Linked DNA regions of Homo sapiens: region 2 is linked to region 1. A link is a loop called in an ENCODE intact Hi-C map of the cell type or tissue named here. Cell type or tissue: IMR-90. All regions are shown on one strand.

Evidence for each region. Hi-C counts contacts between places; a loop is a spot of excess contacts. Peaks named below come from ENCODE experiments on the same cell type or tissue, not always from the same donor. Only the 100,000 strongest peaks of a DNase experiment are listed, where the experiment ranks them.
Region 2: it touches region 1 in a loop (2.5-fold over the local background); 2 of 110 quality-filtered maps call a loop at or near these places.

The regions. Positions count from the first base shown.
Region 1 is chr7:80,016,163-80,024,162 of GRCh38, forward strand. No RefSeq gene overlaps it. Among named protein-coding and RNA genes, the nearest start is that of GNAI1, 110 kb to the right of the region's middle. RefSeq lists an enhancer at 3,604-4,109. In IMR-90, a CTCF peak has its summit at 3,206 (motif pointing left); a DNase peak (open chromatin) is centred at 3,089.
Region 2 is chr7:79,816,186-79,824,185 of GRCh38, forward strand. All of the region lies in intron 2 of LOC105375371 (a long non-coding RNA gene), which reads left to right. Among named protein-coding and RNA genes, the nearest start is that of GNAI1, 310 kb to the right of the region's middle. In IMR-90, no CTCF peak of the experiment used is centred here; DNase peaks (open chromatin) are centred at 4,456 and 7,286; H3K27ac peaks cover 712 bases.

The DNA of each region.
Region 1 (8,000 bases):
TTCATCCCAGTCTATTCTAAGGATCCGTAAGTAGCTAGTAAATATAATGCTTTAAGAGCATTTTTCCCAAGGAATATCCCACAGTATCTTCATAAATATTCACTTGGTATTCCTTCAAAATTAGTTTCTCAGCAAGATTTCTGCTTCCTTTTTAGCAAATATATTTTTTATGAATGTTTTTAAGAGGAGAGTTATAGTGTCACTAATTCAGAAGTTGCCTATTATAAAGGAAGGAGAGAGAAAAAGTCAGCCTCAGAAAACTTTTGTCTTTTGCTTACAGTAAGTGATATTCATACTCCTCCAATTTTGAAAAAATAATCTAACAATGATTGTCTATCCTAGGCTGCTTTTGGATATACTGTTAGTTTCTAAAGCATCTCTGTTTTTTGTTTGTTTGTTTGTTTTTTGTTCTTTGAGACGGAGTCTCGCTCTTTCGCCCAGGCTGGAGTGCAGTGGCGCGATCTCAGCTCACTGCAAGCTCCGCCTCCCGGGTTCACGCCATTCTCCTGCCTCAGCCTCCCGAGTAGCTGGGACTATAGGCGCCCACCACGGCGCCCGGCTAATTTTTTGTATTTTTAGTAGAGACCGGGTTTCACCATGTTAGCCAGGGTGGTCTCGATCTCCTGACCTCCTGATCCACCCGCCTCGGCTTCCCAAAGTGCTGGGATTACAGGCATGAGCCACCGCGTCCGGCCGCATCTTTGGTTTTTAAAAATCATTTTTTCTGCGTTTATATCCAAGAGTAACGTTCCTTCTTCTTCTACGTATCTCATTACTGAATGAGGTCTAGCTTAGGAGTATAGAAAACCCAGAGGAAAAACTGGCAATTAAAAATCCCAACAAGAGAATGCTGGATAACAACACTTTTTTCTCTATAAACCACTTTATTTTAAATTTGTGAATAGTACTGACCTACACTAAGCTTCGTAGAGTTTTTTAAATACTTGTCTTTTTAAAAATAGAAAGTCACCAATGCTTCAATTAATTGTAAAATTCCGAGGTGCTTCAAATTTTCTAGTGAAAGTTAAAAGTGTAAACATATTTTCAAAATTTACCTGTTTTTTCCCTGTAAAATAAGTGATGCCTTGGCAGAGAATATGCATTCTTGCCCAAAGTGCCTACAGTTTGCCTGACTCACTCTGCCTGGGATAGTTCCATCCTGAAGTTCAGTGAGCTCTGAATTTTCACTCTGCAAAGTAAATGAAAAATTTTGGTGTAACAGGCAGAGATTTTGCCACCAACCATCTGTTTGTATTAATTGGATTTGTGAAATGAAATTCCTGCATGGTTTAATGAGAATAATATGCTAAAAACCTCGTTGAACTCCATCTCATGCAGACAGACTTCACCAGACAAAGGATGTAAAACCCCTGCTATTCCTCAGCACTCTGGGCCTTGTAATTAGTGACATGCATGGCAACAACACACCCAGCATGCCTGTGCTTTTCACTTTGGGTTGTATAGTTGCAAATGAAAAATAGGACCCATATTTTGTCAATAAAATTTATATTTGGGGAAATATAAATTATTATAACTTATAAATATTAACCATTCCAGGGCATAAGACTCTGCAAAATGACCTAATTCACAAACATTTTCAGTCTTTAATAAATTTATGATGGATAATTTTAAGTAGTTTACCATATTAGAAATTTATAATGTCAGGCAATACATTTTTAATAGTAAAAATGTGTTATTTCTGAGATAATGCGACATATTGTTCCTTAGCATAAAGGCCTAGATCCAGTAGTTATCATCACAAAAATAATAATCACAATAATCACATGTATTATATGACTTTCATGCTACGGAGTTTTATGATCAATATGTAACAGATAATCTGTTTTCTATGGAATTCTCTAATTATAGATTTTAAGAATATTTTAGTAAAATTTAAAGCATCCATTTCTGCAATATTAGTAAAATTGAAGGATAAGTGAATTTGTGCCTGTCTGTTGGAAGCTTAGTGGCCATACTTAATGACTCATTGAAATTATCCATTAATGAGTCCTGAACCAACTTTCTGAAAACAATTACTTTGACGTTACTATGCTAAGTGAGGAGGATGCAAAAGTGAATAATGTCTAGTAGTCACTGCCCTAAGTCTGTTAAGAGAAACACATGTATAGAGCAGACATTCACAATTCAATACAGTGTGCACAAAGTGATGTTGACGTAGGGAATCAGAGACTGTTTTCCTGTAGATTCTATGAGGATTATATCATATGGAGAGAACAGTTCAACCACAAAGGAAAAAAAGGGTGTATCACGAAGATAATGAAGATATTTCATCATTGAATAACATGCATGGACCATATCAGTATGTCATATGATATTACATACTCTTTCCTGGTAATAATAATATTTCCAGGTAATTGAAGCCAGGAGAAAAATTGTGAAATTTGAAGATAAAATTATAAGATCAATAACTTTCTTTTTTGGCACAGAGTAAAAGGCAGATATTGGCAATCTGTAAGTATTTGTTGAATAAAAGAATACACGTTACACATTTTTGTATAAAATGGATCATTTAAGATTTGCAATGAGCCTACAAAAGACATAAAGAGACACAAAAAAGAGATAAAGAACCTACAAAAGAGATAAAGCATTATGACCTCCATTTGAGATAATACAGTTTAAGATAACAGACTTTAAAAGAATCAACCAAGATCACCCATATAGTAAGTGACTGAGTAGGGACTCAAACATGTTTTGATTTCAAAGGCAGCCACTTTCTATCACATAATACCCCTTCTACCTACACTTTGTTTATATATTCAAATTTCAAGATGTCTGGAGAGCAAGAAAATGTGTTTAGGACAAAGATAAGCGAGAAGTAGAAACCCTACTTTACTTTGAAATTTATCGCCAAATCCCCTATCAAAATCAGGGATAGCTTCATGAACACATGTAGTATGCAAGAATATATGTAATGTAATTCAACATCGGAGTCACTTTCCTCTAAGCAAAGAACTCTTGAGTCAGAAAACAATGACTGTAACACTGAGAAAGTAAGTCCTTGAACATTTTCTTAGTCTTTCTCCAATATGAAAATTCACTTATCAGATTAGTCCTGTTAACACTGTCTAAACAACCTCAGAACGCTTGGGAGAGACAGAATCACATTCACAGGGGGTTCATTGTAGTGAGGGTCTCAGTGATAGTGGAATATATATAGATGAGCGTTGAGAGCGCCACCTTGTGGCCAACATGGAGGAAGACAATCTGGCAGGAGAGCACCATAGGTGGCCAGGAAGTCAGGAACAAGCACAGATGATGAAAGTTTGAAGGTAGGTTGGGGGACGGGGAGGAAAGGCAAAAATGGAAAAACTCATTATTTTACTTATGCCTCGTCATACTTAAAGCCTGGGCTTTAAAAGAGAAGTGTAGGCATGGGACTATTATATTTTCCAATATTTTCCCCAGACTGTTTTAGAGTTTTAAAGAAGCCATAATCCATTGTGCTTCAGAGGAAGAATATGACATAGTGATGTAATATCTGAGATCATGCAGTTACTTGTAAAATTTCCTGTGTCATGGCCACAGTTTCCCAAGTTAGACCAGAACGAAAGTTACCAAGAGTAAAGCAGTGGATTGCTTTGCTAGTAAGTTCTCTAGTAAAATAAACAAGAAAAACTGTATTTTAAAAATAAGATAGTAGGACTCACAGGTAATATGGCTGAATAGGAACAGCTCCAGTCTGCAGCTCCCAGCAAGACCAATGCAGAAGGCAGGTGATTTCTGCATATCCAACTGAGGTACCCAGCTCATCTCACTGGGACTGGTTAGACAGTGGGTGCAGCCCACAGAGGGTGAGCCAAAACAGGGTGGAACGTTGCCTCACCTGGGAAGCACAAGGGGTAGGGGAACTCCCTCCCCTAGCCAGGGGAAGCCGTGAGGGACTGTGCCGTGAGGGATGGAGCTATCCGGCCCAGATACTACACTTTTCCCATGGTCTTCATAACCCACAGACCAGGAGATTCCCTTGGGTGCTGACACCACCAGGGCCCTGGGTTTCAAGCACAAAACTGGGCAGCCATTTGGGCAGACACCGAGCTAGCTGCAGGAATTTCTTTTGTACCCCAGTGGAACCCGGAACGCCAGAAAGACAGAACCCTCCACTCCCCTGGAAAGGGGGCTGAAGCCAGGGAGCCAAGTGGTCTTCCTCAGTGGATCCCACCCCCACAGAGCCCAACAAGCTAAGACCCACTGGCTTGAAATTCTCGCTGCTAGCACAGCAGTCTGAAGTCCAGCTGGGACACTCAAGCCTGGGGGGAGGGGCGTCCACCATTACTGAGGCTTGAGTAGGCGGTTTTCCCCTCACAGTGTAAACAAAGCCTCTGGGAAGTTCAGACTGGGCAGAGCCAACCACCGCACCGCAAACCCACTGTAGCCAGACAGCCTCTCTAGATTCCTCCTCTCTGGGCAGGGCATCTCTGAAAAAAAGGCAGCAGCCCCAGTCAGGAGCTTATAGATAAAACTGCCATCTGCCTGGGACAGAGGACCTGGGGGAAGGGGTGGCTGTGGGCACAGCTTCAGCTGACTTAAACATTCCTGCCTGCCAGCTCTGAAGAGAGCAGAGGATCTCTCAGCACAGCACTCAAGCTCTGCTAAGGGACAGACTGCCTCCTCAAGTGTGTCCCTGACCCCTGTGCTTCCTGACGGGGAGACATCTCCCAGCAGGGGTCAACAGACACCTCCTATAGGAGAACTCCAGCTGGCATCTGGAGAGTGCCTCTCTGGGACAAAGCTTCCAGAGGAAGGAGCAGGCAGCAATCTTTGCTGTTCTGCAGCCTCCGCTGGTGATACCCAGGCAAACACGGTCTGGATTGGACCTCCAGGAAACTCCAGCAGACCTGCAGAAGAGATGCCTGACTGTTAGAAGGAAAACTAACAAACAGAAACAATAGCATCAACATTGACAGAAAGGACAACCACTCAAAAACCCCATCTGAAGGTCACCAACATCAAAGACCAAAGGCAGACAAATCCACAAAGATGAGGAAAAAACAGTGCAAAAAGGCTAAAAATTCCAACGACCAGGATGCCTCTTCTCCTCCAAAGGATCACACCTCCTCACCAGCAAGGGAACAAAACTGGACAGAGAAGGAGTTTGACAAATTGACAGAAGTAGGCTTCAGAACGTGGGTAATAACAAACTCATCTGAGCTAAAGGAGCATGTTCTAACCTAATGCAAGCAAGCTAAGAAACTTGCTAAAAGGTTACAGGAAGTGCTAAACAGAATAACCAGTTTAGAGAAGAACATAAATAACCTGATGGAGCTGAAAAACACAGCATGAGAACCTAGTGAATCATGCATAATTATCAGTAGCCGAATCAATCAAGCATAAGAAAGGATATCAGATTGAAGACCAACTTAATGAAATAAGGCTTGAAGACAAGATTAGAGACAAAAGAATGAAAAGGAACAAAGCCTACAAGGAATATAGGACTATGTGAAAATACCAAACCTACGTTTCACTGCTGTACCTGAAGGTGACAGGGAGAATGGGATGAAGTTGGAAAACACACTTCAGGATATTATCCAGGAGAACTTCTCCAACCTAGCAAGACAGGCCAACATTCAAATTCAGGAAATACAGAGAACACCACAAAGATATTCCTTGAGAAGAGCAACCCCAAGACACATAACCGACAGATTCACCGAGTTCGAAATGAAGGAAAATATGTTAAGGGCAGCCAGAGAGAAAGGTCAGGTTACCCACAAAGGGAAGCCCATCAGAGTAACAGCAGATCTCTCTGCAGAAACTCTACAAGCCAAAAGAGAGTGGAGGCCAAAATTCAATATTCTTAAAGAAAAGAATTTTCAACCCAGAATTTCATATCCAGCCAAACTAAGCTTCATATGTGAAGGAGAAATAAAATCCTTTACATAAAAGCAAATGCTGAGGGATTTTGTCACCACCAGGCCTGCCTTACAAGAGCTCCTGAAGGAAGCACTAAATATGGAAAAGAAAAACTAGTAGCAGCCACTGCAAAAACATAACAAAATGCAAAGACCATCGACACTATGAAGAAACTGCATCAACTAGTGGGCAAAATAACCAGCTAGGATCATAATGACAGGATCAAATTCACACATAGCAATATTAACCTTAAATGTAAATGGAATGAATGCCCCAATTAAAAGACACAGACTGGCAAATTGAATAAAGAGTCAAGACTCATCGTTGTGCTGTATTCAGCAGACCCATCTCACATGCGAAAACACACATAGGCTCAAAATAAAAGGATGGAGAAATATTTACCAAGCAAATGGAGAGGAAAAAAAAACAGGAGTTGTAATCTTAGTCTCTGAAAAAACAGACGTTAAACCAACAAAGATCAAAAAAGACAAAGAAGGGCATTATATAATGGTAAAGGGATCAATGCAACAAGAAGAGCTAATTATCCTAAACATGGATGCACCCAATACAGAAGCACCCAGATTTATAAAGCAAGTTCTAAGAAACCTGCAAAGAGACTTAGACTCCCACATAATAATAGTGGGAGACTTTAACACCCCACTGTTAATATTAGGCAGATCAACAAGACAAAAAATTAACAAGGGTATTCAGGAGTTGAACTCAGCTCTGGACCAAGCGGACCTAATAGACATCTACAGAACTCTCCACCTCAAATCAACACAATATACATTTTTCTCAGCACCACATTGCACTTATTCTAAAATTGACCACAAAATTGGAAGTAAAACACTCCTCGCAAATGCAAAATAACGGAACCCTCTCTCAGACCACAGTGCAGTCAAATTAGAACTCAGGATTAAGAAACTCACTCAAAACCACACAACAACAGAGAAACTGAATGACCTGCTCCTGAATGACTACTGGGTAAATGACATAATTAAGGGAGAAATAAATAAGTTATTTGAAATCAGTGAGAACAAAGACACAATGTACCAAAATCTCTGGGACACAGCTAAAGCAGTGTTTAGAGGGAAATTTATAGCACTAAATGCCCACAGGAGAAAGCAGGAAAGATCTAAAATCGACACTTTAAATCACAATGAAAAGAACTAGAGCAAGAGCTAACAAATTCAAAAGCTAGCAGAAGACAAGAAATAACTAAGATCAGAGCGGAACTGAAGGAGATAGAGACACGAAAAACCCTTCAAGGGATCAATGAATCTGGGAGCTGGTTTTTTGAAAAGATTAACAAAATAGATAGACCACTAGCCAGAATGATGAAGAAGAAAAGAGAGAAGAATCAAATAGACACAATAAAAAATGATAAAGGGGATATCACCACTGATCCCACAGAAATACAAACTACCACCAGAAAATACTATAAACACCTCTACACAAATAAACTAGAAAATCTAGAAGAAATGGATAAATTCCTGGACACATACACCCTCCCAAGACTAAACCAGAAAGAAGTTGAATCACTGAATAGAGCAATAACAAGTTCTGAAATTGAGGCAATAATTAATAGCCTTCCACTAAAGAAAAGCTCAGGGCCAGAGAGATTCACAGCTGAATTCTACCAGAGGTACAAAGACGAGCTGGTACCATTCCTTCTAAAGTCTTTTTATGAAGCCAGCATCATCCTGATGACAAAACCTAGGAAACATAACACAAAACACAAAAAAGAAAATTTCAGGCCAATATCCCTAATGAATATTGATGTGAAAATCCTCAATAAAATACTGGCAAACTGAATCCAGCAGCACATTAATAAGCTTATCCACCATGATCAAGTGGGCTTCATCCCTGGGAAACAAGGCTGGTTCAACATGTGCAAATCAATAAACGTAATCCATCGCATAAATAGAACCAATGACAAAAACCACTTGATTCTCTCAATAGATGCAGAAAAGTCCTTTGATAAAATTCAACACCCCTTCATGCTAAAAGCACTCAATAAACTAGGTAGTGACGGAACGTATCTCAAAATAATAAGAGCTATTTGTGACAAATCCACAGCCAATATCATGCTGAATTGGCAAAAGCTGGACGCATTCCCTTTGAAAACCAGC
Region 2 (8,000 bases), 200 kb before region 1:
CTACAATGTAATTAATGTCATTTCAAAATATTTATTATTTTTAGAGAATGAGTTAATGTGGAGAGTCCTTTAGAAACAGAAAAAGTCCTTTAGATAAAGAAAAGTAAATTAATGTGAAGAAAATTTTAAAATGTCATAGAGAAACATGGCATTGAGGGAGTAGTTTGGGTTAATAATGACTATACAGTTCATCTGCCCCGTGCGACTCTTCTCCTGCCACATATAGTGATATGTGTGAGACTATGCAGAAGGCAGATGGGTGATTTTATTCAGATTTTTCCAGAACACGTGCATTTAAAACATATCATAATAAGGGGGTTTAAGAGATTTCCAAGAGAATGATTGAAATGATAGAGCATGGAATCTAAGTGAACAGGGAATAAACTAAGGACAGGGAAAAGGGAGGAAGAGAAAAAAGAGAGGTCAGTAAACTAGAGGTCCTGATGTGATTCACAGCCACTCATTGCATAAGTAATTAAATAAGAAAGCAAGAAACAGGAGATGGTGGTCAGAGAGTATAAGTGATACAGTATTTCAGGGTAACTTCTTAGGGCCTTACTATAAAGTGGATCAGGAAAATGGACTAGAATTGAAGATCACTGTTGATGGTGAAGTCAAAGCTAGTTTTCTATGTGGATTTTGAAATCAGCTACATTGACAATAGGAGTTGAAGCAAACGGGAAAACTTTGAACTTGATATCAGTATATTCAGTAAATTAAGGTTAAAATTATATAAATTGTACAATAGTAACTGGCAAAAATTAGAAGGGGTGGAGTGTTCCAAACGTAGAGGAGTAGAGGTTTTTGCAAAAGAGGGATAGATATGTCCTGGATATAACAAAGGGAATCCAGAAGGAGTCTTGCCTCCCATTATATGAGCTTTAAGAGCATAACTTCTACTAATTTAATCCTTTCTTCCCTTCTTTATTTTTCTCTTTTTTTAGTTAGAGTCTCATTCTATTACCCAGGCTACATGATCTGAGCTCACTGCAACATCAACCTCCCTGGCTCAAGGCATCCTCACACCTCAGCATCCCAAGTAGCTGGAGCTACAGGTGTGCACCACCATGCCTGGCTAATTTTTGTATTTTTTGTAGAGATGGGGTTTTGTCATGTTGCGCAGGCTGGTCTTGAACTTCTGAGCTCAAGCCATGAACCTTTAGCCTCCCAAAGTACCGGGATTGCAGGCGTGAGCCACCATGTCTGGCTAATTTAATCCTTTCATTATACAAGACCATCGGCGAGTTGTGTGTTTGGACCACATTGCTTTCCCCATTGTCTTCTATACAATGTTAGAGAACCAAAAAACCAAGCACAAGGTTGACCCAATAACTGTGGATTGGGCATTAGAAAAGAGGAATGATTGTGAGTATACTTTAATAAGACAGAGACAACAGAATATAGCAATTAGGAGTGTTATACCTTGGATGGGTTTTGAAAGAAAATGGCCTGATCTCAAAATATAAAGAGAAGAAAATGAGATAATAACCAAAGATTTTTCAGAAATGATAAAAAAAACCCAAATATAGGAAATAAATGTATCCTAGCAAAACTATCTTTATAAAAAGGAAAATGAAGTAAAATATTTTACAGCAATAAAATGTCTGATAGTTCAGCATCATTAGACTATCATTGAAGTAATTTCAAAATATGAACTTGAAGGCGAAAGAAAATGACCACAGAAGGAAAGTACGGGGTGCAAGATAAAATGATTATCAAAGAAAACATGAAGTATCAAAGAAAACATGAGGAATCAAAGAAACTCAGAGTGAGCCTAAACAGTGATTTATACTGATTTAATTTCTGTTACATAGAAAATCCAAGAAATTCTGGTTGATTTAAACCAGTAAGTTAAAAAAAATCACAAAATAAATACAAACTTCTTGAGACAAAAACAGATAATTACAACTGTGTAAGATTCATATAAACATCAGATTTTTCATTAATAGCTTTGGATGTCAGAAAAGTATCAAACAGTGGTTCCAAAGTTATTAGGGAAAATGACTTTGAATGGATGCCGTCTCTAGACAAATCTTAAATTAAGTGTGAAGGTAGAATAATGACTTTTTTTGAATTCATGGACTTAGAAAAGATTCATCACATAACTGCTACATTAAAAGTACATTATTCTGTCATTTTAAAAAGTGGGAGAGGGAGAAATGAGAAACTCCAGGAAAATTGAAAACTACACAAATATTTTATTTTCCAAATATGAAGCAAACTAAAATGTGGGCACAATTTTAAACCAACTGATAGACTGATGAAAAATAATATTTAATTATGTATTAATGTGTACTGTGTTATACTTTGAGTGATTCAGAGGTCATGGTATTGAAACACTAAAAAAGAAAATATTATTGTGAAATACAACTTGGACTTGCAGTTAATGTCTCTGCAAAATAATAACAATAAAAATAAGGTTCATTGGTTTTCCACTTTTAGCTCATCTTGCAATGCAGACTTACTTATGATCACGGAGCAATTGTAAATTTTATTAATTTTGTCCATGTCAAACTGATGTGCTGAGGATAGAAAAATTATAATAAGGAAAAGAAAAAAAAAGATTAGGAGTAAGATATGATATAGAAGGGAATTTGGTGATTATAATTGAAAAAATAAATATATAAGTACATTAAACAGAGATATACAGCTAAGCAATAATTTAAATAATGATCAAAAATATTTGATGAAGACAATGATGAGAAGTGGAGAACTCCCTGCGTGATCAAAATTTGCAGCTTCCGCAGTGGACAGTTAATAGGTAACACAGTCTGTAAATCAAGAAATGGAGAATATGTATGAAGATAATGTAAAAAAAAAGAAATAATTACTAGATTATGTTTCTTACATTGGGCTAGATATGAAGTGGTGGCAAAGGTGCAAAGAAAATCTTTTTTATGATGTCATCTGTATTATATGAATCTATAAGATATTATTTTGATTAGAGTACTTAAAACATATGGAAATTAATACCAGTAACATTATTTTTTAAATAAGATTTCTCCATCATGTGATAAGCATTTAAAGATCCAAAGATGAGTAAAGTGAAAAATTTGTTTTACTTTTTTCAAGTTTATATTATTCTTCAAGAGAAATGCGACAAATAAATGTAAATAATCCATGCAAGTTCAAAATTTTTCAAATGTATTTCAATACATATTATTGTATTTTTGTTTTCAATCTTATTTAAATAACTGTTTTTAAGAAAGACTAAAGGAAAACTCTGCACTCTTTTTATATATTTTTCCAGTTTTAATATTTTTCACAAAAGTTTCTTTCATTTTTTTCAAATTATTATACAGAATTCATATGTAAATCTCAAAAATGGAAAGAAAGAAAACCCAAATTCTCCTCATTATGAAGTGTGGAATGTAAAAAAACCAGAACACTGAGATTATGATAATTTTCCTATCAAATATATATTTGTGTTATTACTCCTTAACTTCTGATGTATTTTTCCATATGAGTATGAAACATGAAAAATTGGTACACAGACAGAAGCTCTAAGATCCACTCATTGTGAACTCTGCATAATTTTGGAAATAATGTCTTTAAAGTCTTTTTTTCTGGTTAGCTTTCAAGTGCTATTTTAAAAGTTGCAAGACATGAAGAACCAGATGCATACATTCCCTTCACATGGATTTTCAATTTAATTCCTCATAGTTGTTTCTTGTCTCTGGGATGCTAATACGGTCTATTTTGTGTCAATGCACAATTTGTACAATGTTTCTTTTTAACTATCTCTTTCTTTGGTGATATGGTTAGTAATTTTATTCTAAAAATATTTTTAAAATATTTACTTACTATTTCTAATATACACCATGATCGTCATTAATTTGCTAGGAAACAAAAGCAGAATATATTAGGAAAACTGAATTAGCGTGTTTAATTTTAATGTGCCTCCAAACACTTTTTTTGTTATAGTATACTAAGCTTATGGGGAAAGTGCTCCAACTGACAGATTATTATTGAGAAGGATGTAAGGGAAAGCCTGTTTTTATTAATACCTTTTCACAAATACTAGCCTCAAGGTATTAGAATAAAATGCAATGTGTGAGTTTAAGTGTTGAATAATATGCTAGGTTGCTGTAAAGGAATATGCTTAACAAAGTATTTCCCCTTTGAAATATTATTATTTTTTCCCCAGGAAACCAGCCGGACAGTAAAGAAATGTTCTTCTTTTTTACCAAATTACAGAATTCATTTATGTCCTGTGGGCAAAGGTAAACACACAGTAATCATAGCTCAGAATCTTCTCATTCAAGAAATGCCCATCAAGCACCCTAATGATGTCTTGTTTATGTTGATGATTTATTGTTTTCTTCGAACACGTCTGAAATATTTTACAATTCAGCTGGTTCTGGCGGTTTCCAAGCATTTTCCCAGCCTCAGAGAGGAGTACTTGCCCCGCCTTCTGCAGAGCTGGCTGACAAAGGCAGTGTCCTGGCCTTTGGCCAGGCGCTTGTCTCTAGCATGCTCCTCACATTTCTGATTTGCGCAGGGAGTACTGAGCACTGCAACCTCAAAAGCATATTAGACTGCAAAACTCCATTCAAGTGAATGCTGTTCTAGCATAAAAAAAAAATACACACTATTTTTTAAACTAAAAGTTGGAAGAAAAACATATATGTTCAGCAAAACACACGCAACAGGCTACAATGCAAATGATATATATATATAAGAATATAAGCTTTTAAACTGAAGGTTTATAAATATAAACAATAAATTAAAAAATTTATAAGGAAAACTTTTTTTGTTTTTTTTGTTTTTTTGTTTTTTGCCTAAGAGTCTCTCTCTGTTGCCCAGGCTGGAGTGCAATGGTGCGATCTCGACTCACTGCAACCTCCACTTCTCAGGTTCAAGCGATTCTCTTCCCTCAGCCTCCCGAATAGCTGGGATTACAGGGGCCCACCACCTCGCCTGGCTAATTCTTGTATTTTTAAGACAGGATTTCACCATGTTGGCCAGGCTGGTCTTGAACTCCTGACCTCAGGTGATCCGCCCACCTTGGCCTCCCAAAGTGTTGGAATTACAGGCGTGAGCCATCGTGCTTGGCCAAGGAAAACATTTTAATTAATAAAGAGATACATAAATCTGTTGAAGCGTTGCCTGAAATTTCTGGATTAATAAGCTTGAAATGTTAGACATTTAATTAAAATAAATGTTCTGTTTATCCCACGATATCTAAGCCCCCTTCTCTTTGTCTGGCTGTTAATGCTGTCATGACTGCTGATGAAAATCAAAATCCTCTATAGAAGTAAAAAACATTTACAGGTATTAGAGAGATTTTAAACAAATTATTTTGGATATAATGTCATGGAAAAATTATTTTTCACAAATCATTTTAAATATTTTTCTTCTAAAGTATTACATTACATCTAGAACCTTAACATAAAGAGAAAAAACAGAATAACAATTGGTAGTGTTTGAAGCAATAATTAGCTCAAAAGATTTCAGTATAAATGTCTTCATTGTAATCTCCCAAAAAACATCATCTTTTCAAACTGTTGTCAGAAATGAAATGAACTATGAGTCCAATATACAACAATATTTCTTCCTTTACTACACAATACAAACATGAATAGGAAAATGTAACTTTATGCTTTGGTATATCATACTCATGATGCTCAGGATTCATCAACAAAGATTAAGCAATACGTTTACTATACATAAAAAAATTTAATACCACTTTAATTTTCCAAAGTAGACAAAATATTGTAGATAATATCCATAATTTTGAAAGCCAGTCTTTGAAGTATATTTTATTACCAGAAGTATTTGAACTGCTTATCTCCTGTTAAATAAAAGACTGACTAGAAATTTGTATTTATTAGCTAAAGGACTCACAACTATGTGGTTAGAATTTCATTCAAGCACTAAATTTCAAAAAAGTTAACCTTGATATTAATTAATAGATATATCATTTTTAGTAAATTAAGTAAATGAAAGAACAGAAATACAAGATAACTTTTCAAAGTTACAATATTTCACATGGAAACCAAATGTATAGTATGCATGCTGCTTAACTATGGATGTCTTGGTCATCAGCCATTCTATGCGGCTTCATAGTATTAGCATTCTCACCAGTCCTAATTCAAAATTAATTGCCTGAAACACTCAGATGCCAGTGTTATCCAACAAGTAGACCTTCAATGTTAAAAATGTAAGCTAATAAATATGTTGATACTCTTAGTTTTAAAAATAATAGACTAAAAGATACATAAATTAGTCAATAGAAAGCATTAAGGAGTTTACCCTGTAACTTACCCATTCTTGATTCTGAAAATAAAGACTGGGTTAAAGTTCTGAACATATATCCTATGAAGTTTTTTCTTTTGCAAGAATAAAATAATTTGTTCACAAGCACAGAAAATATTTTGTAATTGAAAGAAGATATTTTATTGATTCAGTTCTTAATTTTTAGGACTAGATGTGCATGTATTAACAATAACAAATTAATGTTTAAAAAATAATTTATAAACATCAATGTTAACTGAAGAGAATTTCTGTTTGTACATGTTATCAGTGATGTGAAATTTGATTCTTGAGAGCCATGTGTTCAGTCTGTCTCTCTTTGCTTATCTCTAAGACAATTTATATTGTGCCATCTGGAAGGAAGACAGGAAAAACCAAAACAAAATCCAGTTCAAAACTGTATATTCGATTGGAAAAAAAATCAATGCCTCCTTGGGATTTTTTTGAGATTTTACCTACCTCTGCTCTTTTCATTCATTGACATAATTTTTTGTATTTCTGGATGCCGAATTTTGGAAATCTTGTGTTTGATATGGGTCTAATTTCTCAGATAATCTTTTTACACAGTAACATATGTTTTGGAATCTATCCAGGAGAGATATTTCTGTCTTCTGAGAGAAGGATTACACTGTTCTACCCTAAGGAGTTTCTCTTCAAGTATGGCAAAATAATCTCCTAACAATTGAATCATCTCAAAACAACCATAAAATCTGGATACAATTTTTAAAAACTTGAAAGTTTAAAAAAGCTGTACTATTTTTTGTGGGGTTGGGGGAGTTGGTTAAAACTCTGAAGATGGTTATAGCAAGGAGTGTTTCTCATTTTTATGAATTTAGTTTGAAGACCGACCACAGTCCCACTGTGGCCCAGGGAAGTTTAAACTCTGGTAGAAACCCACATTCTTTCTAACCTAGAGAATCAGAACACAGAGCCTGGGCCAATCATGCTCTAAAAATGAGGGAATTCTGGGAAAAGAAAGCATGGAAGAAATCATCAAGTTATGTATATAAACTCTGTCCAAATCCATGGCTAACCACTGAATTATGCAAGCATGGGGAAAACTCAAAGCAGCTATCAGTTAAAGCTACATGGAAAAAACTGAGAGTTGAGTTGCTGCCTTAAACACACAATAAAAATGTTGAGGCTTGAGGATAAGCAAGGTAGTTTTTGGTTTTCTAAAAGAATTTAAACATCCTTTATAGGAATATAACAAAATGTACAGCCTCAATAATATAACTGTAACAATGTTCCGGATACATTGGAAAATTACTCACATAAACAGAACCAAGAATATACGACTTTCTTAAAGGAAAATAAAATAAGCAGAGGCTAGACTCAAGATGATCCAGATGTTAGGTTGTCAAACACAAACCTCTTGTTTCCAGATTTATTGAGGTATAATTGACCAATAAATACTGTAAATACTTAAGGTATAAAATGTGAAAAATTTTAATATGCGTACTTTGTTAAACTGATTACCACAATCAAGTTAATTCATTCATCACCTTATATAGTTACCACTGTGTGTGTGTGTGTGTGTGTGTGTTTGTGTGGTGAGAGCACGCAAGATCTACTCTTAGAAAATTTCAAATATACAGTACAGTATTAATTAATGTCATAACGCTCAACATTAGATCACCAGAATTTATTCATCTTATAATTGAAAGCTTGTACCCCTTGACCAACATATTCCAATTTCCCCCACCTTCCAGCCCCTGGTAACCACTATTCTCCTCCTTGATTCT